Regions from separate parts of the Homo sapiens genome. Here region 1 is linked to region 2. Evidence: chromatin contacts called from ENCODE Hi-C or POLR2A ChIA-PET data. All regions are on one chromosome and are shown on one strand. The core of a region is the stretch at or near the end of the contact, and the rest is flanking DNA. Distances in the headings are between cores, read along the strand shown.

What was found. A loop is a pair of places that touch in the nucleus more often than their neighbours do. ChIA-PET counts read pairs that join two places held with the same protein, here RNA polymerase II (POLR2A). Pooled maps may share reads with other maps.
Region 1: a map of gastrocnemius medialis shows a loop between it and region 2 (5-fold over the local background). The contact joins the promoter of IFNGR1 here to the enhancer-like site in region 2. A Hi-C loop is called at or near these places in 2 of 168 maps with a recorded cell type or tissue (ascending aorta and gastrocnemius medialis) and 6 of 50 pooled maps. POLR2A ChIA-PET finds 5 or more read pairs at or near these places in 1 of 52 experiments (naive thymus-derived CD4-positive, alpha-beta T cell).

What each region holds. Positions count from the first base shown.
Region 1 is chr6:137,214,666-137,220,752 of GRCh38, forward strand. It overlaps IFNGR1 (interferon gamma receptor 1), which reads right to left and starts at 4,720. Exons shown (of 7, transcript NM_000416.3): 1 at 4,578-4,720. The coding sequence starts at 4,662. RefSeq lists enhancers at 2,860-2,919, 4,360-5,090, 4,941-5,190 and silencers at 3,901-3,950, 4,411-4,630, 4,671-4,900.
Region 2 is chr6:134,168,460-134,174,167 of GRCh38, forward strand. SGK1 (serum/glucocorticoid regulated kinase 1) reads right to left here. Exons shown (of 14, transcript NM_001143676.3): 5 at 5,546-5,621; 6 at 5,003-5,107; 7 at 4,815-4,898; 8 at 4,564-4,695; 9 at 4,203-4,315; 10 at 3,734-3,857; 11 at 3,178-3,273; 12 at 2,564-2,719; 13 at 2,367-2,456; 14 at 797-1,976. The coding sequence ends at 1,809. Among named protein-coding and RNA genes, the nearest start is that of SLC2A12, 120 kb to the left of the region's middle. Within about 2 kb of position 1,857, at least 6 of the 41 ENCODE cell types and tissues checked have a DNase peak (open chromatin) inside an H3K27ac peak, as active enhancers do; they include gastrocnemius medialis, where a contact is called at or near this core.

The sequences.
Region 1 (6,087 bases), core at 3,470-5,969, 3.0 Mb after region 2:
TTTCATCTAGTTGGGTTTGGTCTGGCATTAGTTCTGACTGGACCAGACCAATCTAGTCCCTGAGAGAAGTCATTTCTCAACACTAATTCTCTTTTGGACTAACTCATTCTGAATTGAAAAACAGTTGAGGAAATGAAAAAACAATGCAGGCCTTTCCAGTCTACTAAAAAACCAAACTTTTTTGTCTGTTGGAAGAGATGGAAGAATGAGTTAGCTGCTGAGCCTGTTTTAAGTTTCTCATACTGATCTGGTTAAGTTTGTTTTTTTAAAAGCCAACACAATTTCTCACATATGACTAAGGGAATTTAATATTTAAAGATATATTTGTTAAAATAATAATGCACATTATTGAATAATCCCTAACATATTAAGTATTTACTACAAGACACACAGTGTGCTTACCTTTTTAATGCATTACCTCAGATACTCATCACATCCATCCCGTGAGGGAGACAATGTTACCATACATATTTTACCAATGAGAAAACAAAGGCTTAGAGAAGTTACGTAACTTGACAATATGCAAAGTTTTGTTGGTTTTCATTAAGAAAAATGCTTCCAACATCTTTGTGATCGTTTAATAAAATAAGGGGTAAATTACCTCCATATTTAAATTGGAATTGGAGAAGACTATTTTCTGGTGACTTCAAAAGCATCTGCTTCAGGTAATGTTTCCTGATTTTATTACATTATCACAATTATATTATGGCCACTGCAAAAGTTGAACAATGCATTAAAATGAATAATTTCTTAAAAATACACAAGACCTAAACAGATACCTAGTATTCTGATTACTATGCATTAGGATAATCTAAAATAAAGGCACCCCTTTAATAAGAAAATTACAAGTAAATTCCTTTCTGTTAGGAATTCACTTCATTCTGGTTCAAACCTCATTCTGATTCTTTGTTCAATCAAAATTGAACCATTAATTACTCATCTGGTTTGTAAAGCAACTTCACTACTGGTATGCTGCCAAATTTTGTAAGATAGCTGTTTATTACTTTTCTTTAGGTTTTCATACACAAACACACACACACACACAAACACACACACAAACACGAGAGACAGAGTCTTGCTCTGTTGCCCAAGCTGGAGTGCAGTGGTACAATCATGGCTCACTGCAGCCTAGACCTCCTGGGCTCAAGTGATCCTCCTACCTCAGCCTCCCCAGTAGCTAGGACTACAGGCACATGCCACCACACAGGGTTAATTTTTGTATTTTTTTGTAGAGATGGGTTTTGCCATGTTGCCCAGGCTGGTCTTGAACTTCTGGGCTCCAGTGATCCTTCCGCCGATGTGCTGGGATTACAGGCATGAGCCACTGCCCCCAGCCTAGGTTTTCTTTTAGATAGAACCAAAATATGGTCCTTTCAAAGTCTGTGTGAATTATGAATCAGAATAAAATGAAAAAGAAAATTTAATACCCTATTCAATAAATATAATTAAAAAGTATTATCCTGTGTATTTTGAATCTCTGAAATAACTATAGAATCCAAAGAAATAGTGAAAAATTTAAACAGTACTCAGAGCTTTATCCTAAAGTCAGATAATTAGTAGGAAGCATAGCTGATAAACTGTACAAGGTCAGTGAAGAGCCTTCCAGTTGGTGTGAAGTCCAGCCTAGCTCTTCAGCTATTACTCAGAGTGGGACACTCATCTGGATGAAGAAAGCCAGTGGCACACCCTGATTCACTTAAAAATATATACTACTTTTATGTGTAAAAGTGCATGAAGAGTGAAATACTACTGATTAAGTGGCACACACAGATTTTATTTTCACTTAAGAAGTATTAATGAAAGCCCATGAATGTAACACAATACATTCCTAAACACCTGGATTTCCTGGAGACTGACTATATCACCATATTCACTTGTCTGCTTCCCTGTTCTTACCAGGTCCTCTCATCTAAGATGAACTTCAACTATAGAGTCAAGCCCAGCAACAGTAAGAATAAGGCTGGGAAGCTAAGCAAGAGCCAGAGCATTGTTGGTTTCTTCCTACTTTGGAGATTTTGTGTTTTAAATTAACTTTAAAAGAACAGGGAACACAACAAAATCTAGAGAAATGCACTGAAAAATCTAGAGAAATGTGTTAGAAATGCACTTTAAAAAGAGGGCTCACTGAAACTAATGAAAAGCAAGGCCGGGGTGCTTGTCTCTTCTAGGGGAGTCAGGAAAGGCTTCACAAAAGTGACCCCAGTTTTAGAACGAGAGGTACAGAGACAAATTCAAAAGTTTCTGCAGAATATAGAAGGCTGCAGTTGATCTTCCCACGGGAGGCAGACAGGCAATCCTCCTCCCAGAGCAAGCTACAAGGACGTGCAAATTGTGCACTCACAGGGGTCACACGGTGCACTCATAGGGCCCCGTATTCAGAAGGAAGGGCCTGGCACTTGCTTTAACGCTATGCCTGCGCTAGCGTTATCCTCTTTCTCTGCTGACATCCAGTCAGAGGCCTACTAACTCTTCCTTCTAAATGTTCTGCTAACTGTCCTCTTCTCCACTTAAACTACTTATCGACTCCAACTTAAGCAGCAGCCTCCTAATGGGCCTTGTGTTTACCCTCAAACTATTTTATAAGATGACTGGTCTTTCTAAATGGCATGTCTGATCCTGCATAAAATCATTTCCCTTTGTAATTGATAATCCAATGATGTCAGCATTAGTAAATAATGACTGACTTCAGCAAGGCATAGTGGGTGTATTATTTTGTTGGCTCAACACCTGTACTTCAGGCACGCCATTCCGCTTCTTCTGGTAACCCAACCCAACCCTCTACGAGAATGTCCTTCCCATGCAAGCTGGCACCTGAACCTAGCTGGGCAAATCAGAGCCTTTCCCTGGCATTTTGTTAGAATGGAGGAGGCTGCAAGATGTCAAAACTCAGAAGCTGTCAGCATCCATGATTCCTGCCAAGTGTGGAAAGCTGTCAATACCCAGACAGAAATAAGAAATGGAGAGTCCTAGCAGTTTGGGTTCCTGGTTCTAGCCTCTTGAGACCCAGCTGGCATCTATAATTTTCTGTTTAACTCTGGTTTTTCTGAGACAATAAATTCCTCTTTTTGCTTAAGTTAATAAAGCTAGGTTTCTTGCTGGTACACATAATATGGCAATTCATTATTTGGTTCCTACTTCTCCACCTAACCTATCTCCTCCCCTTGTAAGCTCTCACACACACTTTACAATAGAACGCTTAATATTCCACGAATTCAACATGCTATCACACCTCTGCACCTCAGTCTCTGCACCTCTGGTTCCAACACTGGGGTCACCTTTGTGAAGTCTTCACTGACTTCCCTAAAAGAGACAAGCACCCCGCCTTGCTTTCCACTAGTCTGTGCCTAAGTGCAAGCTCTTACCGCAAAGTACTGCAACTGCCCATGTGGATGACTGACTAGAGCCTAGAAGAGCAGTTAAGAACTTGGACTCTGGAGCCAAATTGAGCAGCTCCCCACTGAGTGGCTATGACCTCTCTGCCAGTTGGGCAGGCCTCTCCGTAACTCAATTTCTCGTCCATAAAGAGAGAGACAAATAACGCCTACTCCAGAAGATTGTTGTGAACACAGAACCAAAACGTGGACCTTTCAAAGTCCCTATGAATCATAAATCATAATAAAAAAAAGAAAACTGAATTGAAAAGGTTTACTGTTTTCTCTGGAGCTCGTAATCACAATTACTCTGCACTTCAGAAAAGCCACCCTCAACATTTGTTTTCTAGGAAATGTCAATAAGCAGGTGGAAATAAAATGCTCCGAAGAACAAACCCGTACGAAGAGACCTACTGCCAAATCTGCTAGTGAGTGCCGGCAATCCACCACTTCCAGACTGAGACCTAAGACGGACTGCCACTTACTTCTCAGCTGCCACTTACTTCTCAGCTGGCGACATAATGCATACTTTCCTACCCTAAGCACTTTGAGTCCCCCCCCCCACCCCCGCTAAGAAAGAAGTATTTAAGCCACGAACTGAGACCACGATGCCACATGCTGATCAGGACACTCACAGTCATGCGTCACTTAACGATGGAGATCCGTTCTGAGAAATGGAGAAATGTCCCCTTAGGCAATTTCTTCGGGCAGTAGAAACCCAGACAAACCCAGATGACACAGCCTACTGCTCTTAGGTCATGAACCTGTACAGCCTGTCACTGCACTGAACACTGCAGGCAACCGTAGCATACTAGTGAGTATCTGCGTATCTAACCATAAAAAAAGGTACAGTAAGAAGACGATATTATAATCTTTGAGACCACGCTGTCCCACATTGACCAGCAACGTCCTTCTGCAGCGCATAATCGTATTTAAAAGTGGATTACAAGAGTCGGAAAAACAAGCGGCGTGATTTGTTGTGGCGGCAACCAGGGAAGAGGCAGGAGAAAGGCAACCGACGAGTTCAAACCACGGAGCCCCAGTCTCGCGACCCCACCTCGCGTCCCCGTCGCCCGCTCAGGGCCCGACGCAGGGGTCCCGGGCTAGGGCGACCTCGGAGAAGCGGGGCGGGGCTTCCCGGCTGGGGCGGATCCCTCCCTCCCTCTCGTCCCGACCCGGCCGCAGCCCTGCCGCGAACGACGGTACCTGAGGACGGCCCCAGATCCGCGGTGCCCATCTCAGCCCTGCTCACACCCTGCATGACAAGGGGTAGGAGAAAGAGGAGAGCCATGCTGCTACCGACGGTCGCTGGCTCCAACCCCGAGCGCCTGCGGGACCAGCCCAGCACTGCCCTCCAGCCCCGGCCTTACGTCACTTCCGTCACCGGGGTCTGTGCCGGCGTCGGCAGGAGGCGGGACCAGGGCGTGGGCGGGGTCAAGTCCGGGAAGCCGCAGGAGGCGGACTCAGGCGCAGCACCCAGCAGTGAGCACGGCGTCGTGCGGTCGGGACCTGGACTTCTGGGTGTGGGAGGAATTTGAGTGCAAAGGTTAAGGTCTTTCAACCTGGCACCCCATTCTGCAATTCTTCTTCCAGTTTTTTTCGGTTTCCTGGGGTTGTGCAAGTTTGCATTAGGCCACAGCCGAGCCACAATCCTTATTTTACTAACTCTTGGACTTCACCTGGTTGTCTTGGAGCCTGACATTTTTAGAAGAGAATGAGACTTCAAAAGCCATTTCCAGTCCCTGCTTTTTCATTTGAGGAACCTGAGACTTAGCTAGTGAAATGGTTTGTGCAGATTCCCACAGCCCAAATCAAATCGGCTTGACCAAGAACTACTTTGTTCTTGGAGAAAAAAACTATTTGCATTACCTTCTCAGCAATTCAGTGTCAAATCAGTTTATCAGGCAGCCTCTCATGAAGAGGTCTGCTCTCTTACCTCTCTGGGTTTGTCTGTTATTTTGCATCTCTCCTATTCCACTGCAGCCACATTGCTAAGTCCTTCAGCGCTTGTGCTCAAACATGCGAATGTCTAATGATCTCACCTGTTTCAATTCTCTGAGTATCATGAACTTTTGTTAAAAATTTTAAATTGCAACACACCTTCTCCTCCTCCTTACCCCGCCCTACTGTTTTTTCATGGCACTTTTCACCTTGCTGTACACTATAATATACACCTTGATATTTGTTTTCTTCTCCTTCTAAAATGTAAGCTCCGTAGAGCTGACATCTTTACTTGGCACTCAATTAGTATTTGTTGAGTGAAAGACTGCATGATTACTAGTGTTAAGGAAAATTTTTAAAGAGGGAAAATCCTTATAAAGACACTATATAAACTAGAGGTATTATCAGCCAGATCATTTTACTTGTATTAATAAATCTCTTAGCTCAGTACTTCTCAAACTTCAACATACATGTGAACCATCTGGGGATCTTGATAAAATGCAGATTTGGATTCAGTAGTTCTAATTCAGGTTGGGTCTTGAGATTTTGTATTTCGGACAAAATGCACAGGGGATGCTGGTGCCCCTTTCAACAGGACCACACTTTGAATCAGAAGAATTTAGCTCAATCTAGACTAAGTTTAGGGAGAATATTTCCTTTGATGTGTTTCTGATGTCCACTATATGAAAGACACCTTCTAGTCGTTGTAAGGATGCAAGGATAAATAACTGATCTTTACCGTTTAGGCGTCTATGGAGTAGGACAAAATATGATA
Region 2 (5,708 bases), core at 607-3,106:
TCACTTGAGGCCAGGGATTCGAGACCAGCCTGGCCCACATGGTGAAATCCCATCTCTACTAAAATACAAAAATTAGCCAGGCATGGTGGTGCATGCCTGTAGTCCCAGCTACTCAGGAGGCTGAGATGGGGGGATCACATGAACCCAGGAGGCGGAGGCTGCAGTGAACCAAGATCACACCACTGCACTCCAGCCTGGGCGACAGAGTAAGACCGTGTCTCAAAAAAAAAAAAAAAAAAAAAAAAAATTCTCACCCTCTTGTGTGGCATTCTCCTAAACTTCACAGACTATTTCTCAATTTCCATCTCAACTAACTGCTTTAGGTCGGCCTTCTTCATCAGGCTCTGGAAGGGCGAAGTTGTCTGCTTTGTCCACTACGATATCCTGAGCACTCGCAATAGAGCCCAGAGTAGGCTTTCAAATATTTCTGGAAAGAATTACCTGTAACTGAAGACAAGCCAAATGTCAGGACAAATAGTCCAACTTCACAGGACAGGCAATAAATACAGGAAGCATTACTTCATAGCAATCCTTGCAAGATGAGTAAATTGCAAAGGATTTCCTTGGATGGATTTATGAATGACAGACACCATAAAATGCTGCTAAAAAGGCCTGGAACGTAGGTTGGCTTTAAGACCATCCTATACTCCCCTGGAGTCAGAAACCACTGCTGTTGGGAGCAAACCACTAAGCAGGAAATTACAGCAGGATTTTCATGGTTTTCAATTTTAAACTAACCCATGATTACCCCCTTAACCAAAATATACAAAATAACACATGACACAATATATGTAAATATTTTTCAAGGTTTTATTGCAAACCAAAATCAGTTTATCACACACAAAAAAAGTTGTGTGATGGGATGAGGGAAGGATTGTACGTATTATAACCATGTTAATTACAGTACATTAAAATGGTGGTTTACATTACAAATAAGCCTGTAAGTTTAAATATACTAGTGTTATAACCCAATGTACAGACGTTCTTTATACAATACATACAATTATCAGGAATGCAAAAAAAAAAACATAAATAATGCCCATTTTACAGGTGACATTTTAAACAATGAAAAACACCAACGGCTCTGACTGACAACTGGGGCATTGGTCCATAAAAACCCTTTCTAAAAATAGAAATATTTGTAGCAGCAATGCTTTCTTTAAGCATCTGAATACGAGTCATTGCAAGACCATTTCAATAAATTTTAGTTATTAACCGTATCTTACAAAAAAGTCTACACATAAATTTATCTTCCAAATATGGAAGAAACAAACAATGTCCCACGTTGTAGTGTCCTGCAAGTGTCACATTGATGCTTATAACAAAATCCATCTGTGATCAGGCATACCACACTCACACGACGGTTCACACAGCATATCCACAAGGGAAAATAAAGAACTGAAACACTGCGATAGGAAAAGCTTTGGAGCTAACACAATCTCTTCAGAAAAGGCACATTTCATAATATTCGTCATCACAGCCCAGACAGATCTGCAGGAGACCTTTTTTAGAACAGCGTCCGCTTTCTAACGAAACTCCTGCCTCCGTCTAAGGCGGCACTCTAACGCTCGTTTCAGAGATAGCACCACGTTGGAAGGAAGAATAAAAATGAAAACCTCATGAGCTCACTGAGGAGAATGTGCTCTTCAAAAAGCTTCCAGCGAACAGTGTGCAATAAGATTGCTAAGCTTCCAGAGATGTGCAAATTCTCTTGTAAGATGTCCTGTCAGCTGGCGGCTCCACCAAAAGGCTAACTAAAACATTCGGAAACACACATAAAATCCTTTAAAACCAAGCCCTAACAGGGTTCAGAGGAAAGAGTCCGTGGGAGGCGCATAGGAAAAGCCTAGGAAAGCCTCGGCAGCTTCCTTGACGCTGGCTGTGACGAGGACGCTGTCAGGGGACTTGCCAATGGAGTTGGGGACAGGCTCTTCGGTAAACTCGGGGTCAAAGTGCCGTAGGTCGTTGGGCCCACTCTGTGACGGGAAGGGAAAAACACTCTTGTCAAGAACTCACACTAGACACAGGACAGGGAAATCTTGACCAGGCTTTAAATACCAAGTTTAAGTCTTATATCAACTTCCATAATCACCCACTTCAAGCACAAAATCTCAAAAGGCTACACACAGTTAAACATAAGAATAATGTTCACTTGTTGCCTTTTGGTGCTTCGAATTGATAAATGTGTCTAAAAATTATGGGAGCCTTGTTGGGACACAAAAATGTGCTTTTTATGTAGGTAAAATAACAGGTTTATGGAGAAAACATCTGCCAATGTATTCCTTCCAACCCTCCCCCAGACAATTCTGAATTAAAATAAATGCCCTTTGGGCTTCTCTATACTTAGAAGAGAGACAGATACTCACCACATTTGGGTTAAAAGGGGGAGTAATCTTCTTATTAATGAGATCATCCCAGTTAATTAAGGAGAAGAAGACATGACTCTTAATCTCCATCTGTTGATAAGAAACCCAAGATTAATTTAGACAGGTGCATTCAATAAGGGCAGGGAGGTCTAGTGCACGTCCCGGCCGGCCCAGGAGGACAGGAAAACATCACTCACGAAGTCATCCTTGGCCCCGAGCCGCTTTGTCCTGTCCTTCTGCAGGAGGCCCTCCAGGAGGTGTCTTGCGGAATTTGTAATATTTGGTTTCAGCTGGAGAGGCTTGTTCAGAATGTTGTCGTACATTTCAGCTGTGTTTCGGCTATAAAAAGGCGGCTGAAAGAAGGGGAAAATTACTTTAGACTTAATTGGAAGTTTCATATGGCACACATTACCAGTAGAGAAAAAGATATAAACGGCAATAAATATTAGGCTCGATTTGAGAAACTCTCCCCACCTCAATGCTTTCTTTTCCCTTGCTATTTAAGTGTCTACTTTGCAACCCGTGTGTGTGTTTGTGTGTGTGTGTGTGGAGGGTGAGGGGGTAGATGTTAATAAGTGGTAGTTTTTCACCACCACACAGGTTCAATGTGGTCCTATCTAGTAAAATGTGAAATGCACAAAAGAACCAGGTAAGTGATTATTCTTATGAACTATAAAATAACCAATATGCCTCTTAGCTGCTTTTGATAAGCGTACTGGTAAGGGCAAGACACCATGGCCAAGCATGGGCTGTGTGAAGGCAATATTGTAGGGAGCAGGCAGTGTTCCATGGTTCCCAATGTGCCACTCACCAGGCCATACAGCATCTCATACAAGACAGCTCCCAGGCACCACCAGTCCACAGTCCTGTCATAAGGCTGCTTATGAAGCACCTCAGGTGCGAGATACTGAAAAACAGACCAGGGAAACAGCGTTTAGAACCTGCGAAAGCAAGCAATCCCACGACCACACATTTAGTTTGAAAAAGCTGAGAGACCCAGAGCCAGCTTGGAAGATAGATATCTTTAGATTCCTTCCTGATAAAACTGCTGGACTTTTTGAGGGTGACTGGCTACCTATGTGTACTGACATTTAGGAAACTGCTGGGCACTTGATATCTCTTACTTAGGGATTTAGAAAGTTTTTATGATGCAGATCTTACTTACAAACAGCTACTTTTCAGTAAAGGAACAGAAGGACTTGGGATTTCTCATGCTACATCAAACAGCAAATGTATTTTATTTGCACTGAACTGTATTAAGAAGTCTCTGAGAGGAGTTTACTCTTTTTGGTAGTTAAGTGCATGATTGTACATCTCTCTCTTGGAAGGCGGGGGTAAACCAGGCACCAAACCAAGACAGCGCCTACCTCCGGCGTGCCACAGAAGGTGGATGTTGTGCTGTTGTGTTCAATGTTCTCCTTGCAGAGTCCGAAGTCAGTAAGGACAATGTGTCCCTGTGAATCTAGCAAAATATTCTCTGGTTTTAAGTCTCTGTAAAAAAGTGAATAGAAAAGTAGTTGCACAAGTTAATTTCACTTCATAAGATATCCTCTTAAAGATAATTGCTAAAGGTATTAGAGGCATTTTAGGTTCACTGTAGTTGTGTAGTGAAGAAAAAAGGGAGCCCTTGTTCTGCTCATCTATTCTGGATTAGGCACAATCCTACTTGGCTGGTTCCCCCTTGGCACTTAAGTCAAGCCAGCTCACGTGCTAGGGGATCTGGTTTTAGGCAACCAAGTTGCAAATAAACACAAATTATTTTAAGGCCCTATGAAACAGCCAGTGCTACGTCTCCTTTATACCAAAACTGGTAGCCTGAAGAGCTCTCAGGCTTACCTATAAACGATGTTCAGTGAATGCAGGTAGCCCAAGGCACTGGCTATTTCAGCAGCATAGAAACGAGCCCGTGGTTCCAGGAAGCAGCGTTCCCTCTGGAGATGGTAGAACAACTGCAGGAGACAGAACAAAGTCATTCTGGGTTGCAAATGAATTTAATTAGTTTTGACATACACAGCAAAAGAACAACTGCAGGAAGTGGCCCCAAGTAATCTATTAACTATAAACCTGACAGGTTGAAGGAAATGCTAATTCTGGTAACATTCTCCCCACCAAAAATCTTTGAAAACTTTTTTCTCAAACTAAAACAAAGCAGGCTGTGCAGAGACACTAAGAGTTGACTTCTATCCCCCCTGCTCACCTCTCCACCATTAATGTAGTCTAGGACAAAGTACAATTTGTCAGCAGTCTGGAAAGAGAAGTGAAGGCCCACCAGGAAAGGGTGCTTCACATTCTTCAACAGAACATTCCGCTCCGACATAATATGCTTCTCCTAGGAAAATGACGATTCAGATTTAGTGGCATGTTTCAACTTGGCACCAACATTCCAGAATCAAGATTATTCAAGGAGTGTCTACCGCCAATGCCAGCCCCATCAAGCACATCTCATACCTCTTTCTTTTTCAGGATTGCTTTCTTCTGTAAAACTTTGACTGCATAGAACACTTCTTCTGCCTTGTGTCTTGCTAGAAGAACCTGAAATTTCAATTTAAAAAAATCATTTTTCTATCCTCATCCAGGGAGAATACAAAAGAGGACATGAAGGAAGTGTACCAAAAGATCTTCAGATTTGAAATTACCTTTCCAAAACTGCCCTTTCCGATCACTTTCAAGAAGTGAAAGTCAGATGGTTTAGCATGAGGATTGGACGACGGGCCAAGGTTGATTTGCTGAGAAGGACTTGGCTAGAAAAAAAAAAAAAGAATTTCTTTTAATACCATTGCTTCAAAGGAAGACATCTATAACATAAACGATGTAGAAAATGTTACATCTACAAATGACTGATGCAAATGACCATACATCTATAAACATTCAAAACTACATTTCATCACATTTCAAATGAGTATGGAAACTGCACACAGTCATGTTGTTTCAGACAGATAAAACCTTTTTATGAAATATGCCTTTTAAAATAACCACTTTGGAGGTAAAATATGCCCAGGAAAAAAATAAAATAATACTCTGACTCAATACTTAAATATTTATATCACTTGTTATGCCATAATGAAGCATTCCTGCCTTGATACTAATTTCTAGAAATGCTATTTTAATCCATTAATGTAGGAATACTAACTGACTCCCTTACAGTTCTCCACAGATGCACGGCACATACAAAAACTTACTGGAGGAGAAGGGTTGGCATTCATAAGCTCAGGCTCCTGAGGTTGGGAGATCTTCAAGATGGACTGAACTTCAGGGCTGCAGGGAATAAAGGGCACGATTTAGAATCCAGCTCGCCACTAGGGGGCACACCAACATCAAAAGTGAGTTTCTGGCTCTACCGAC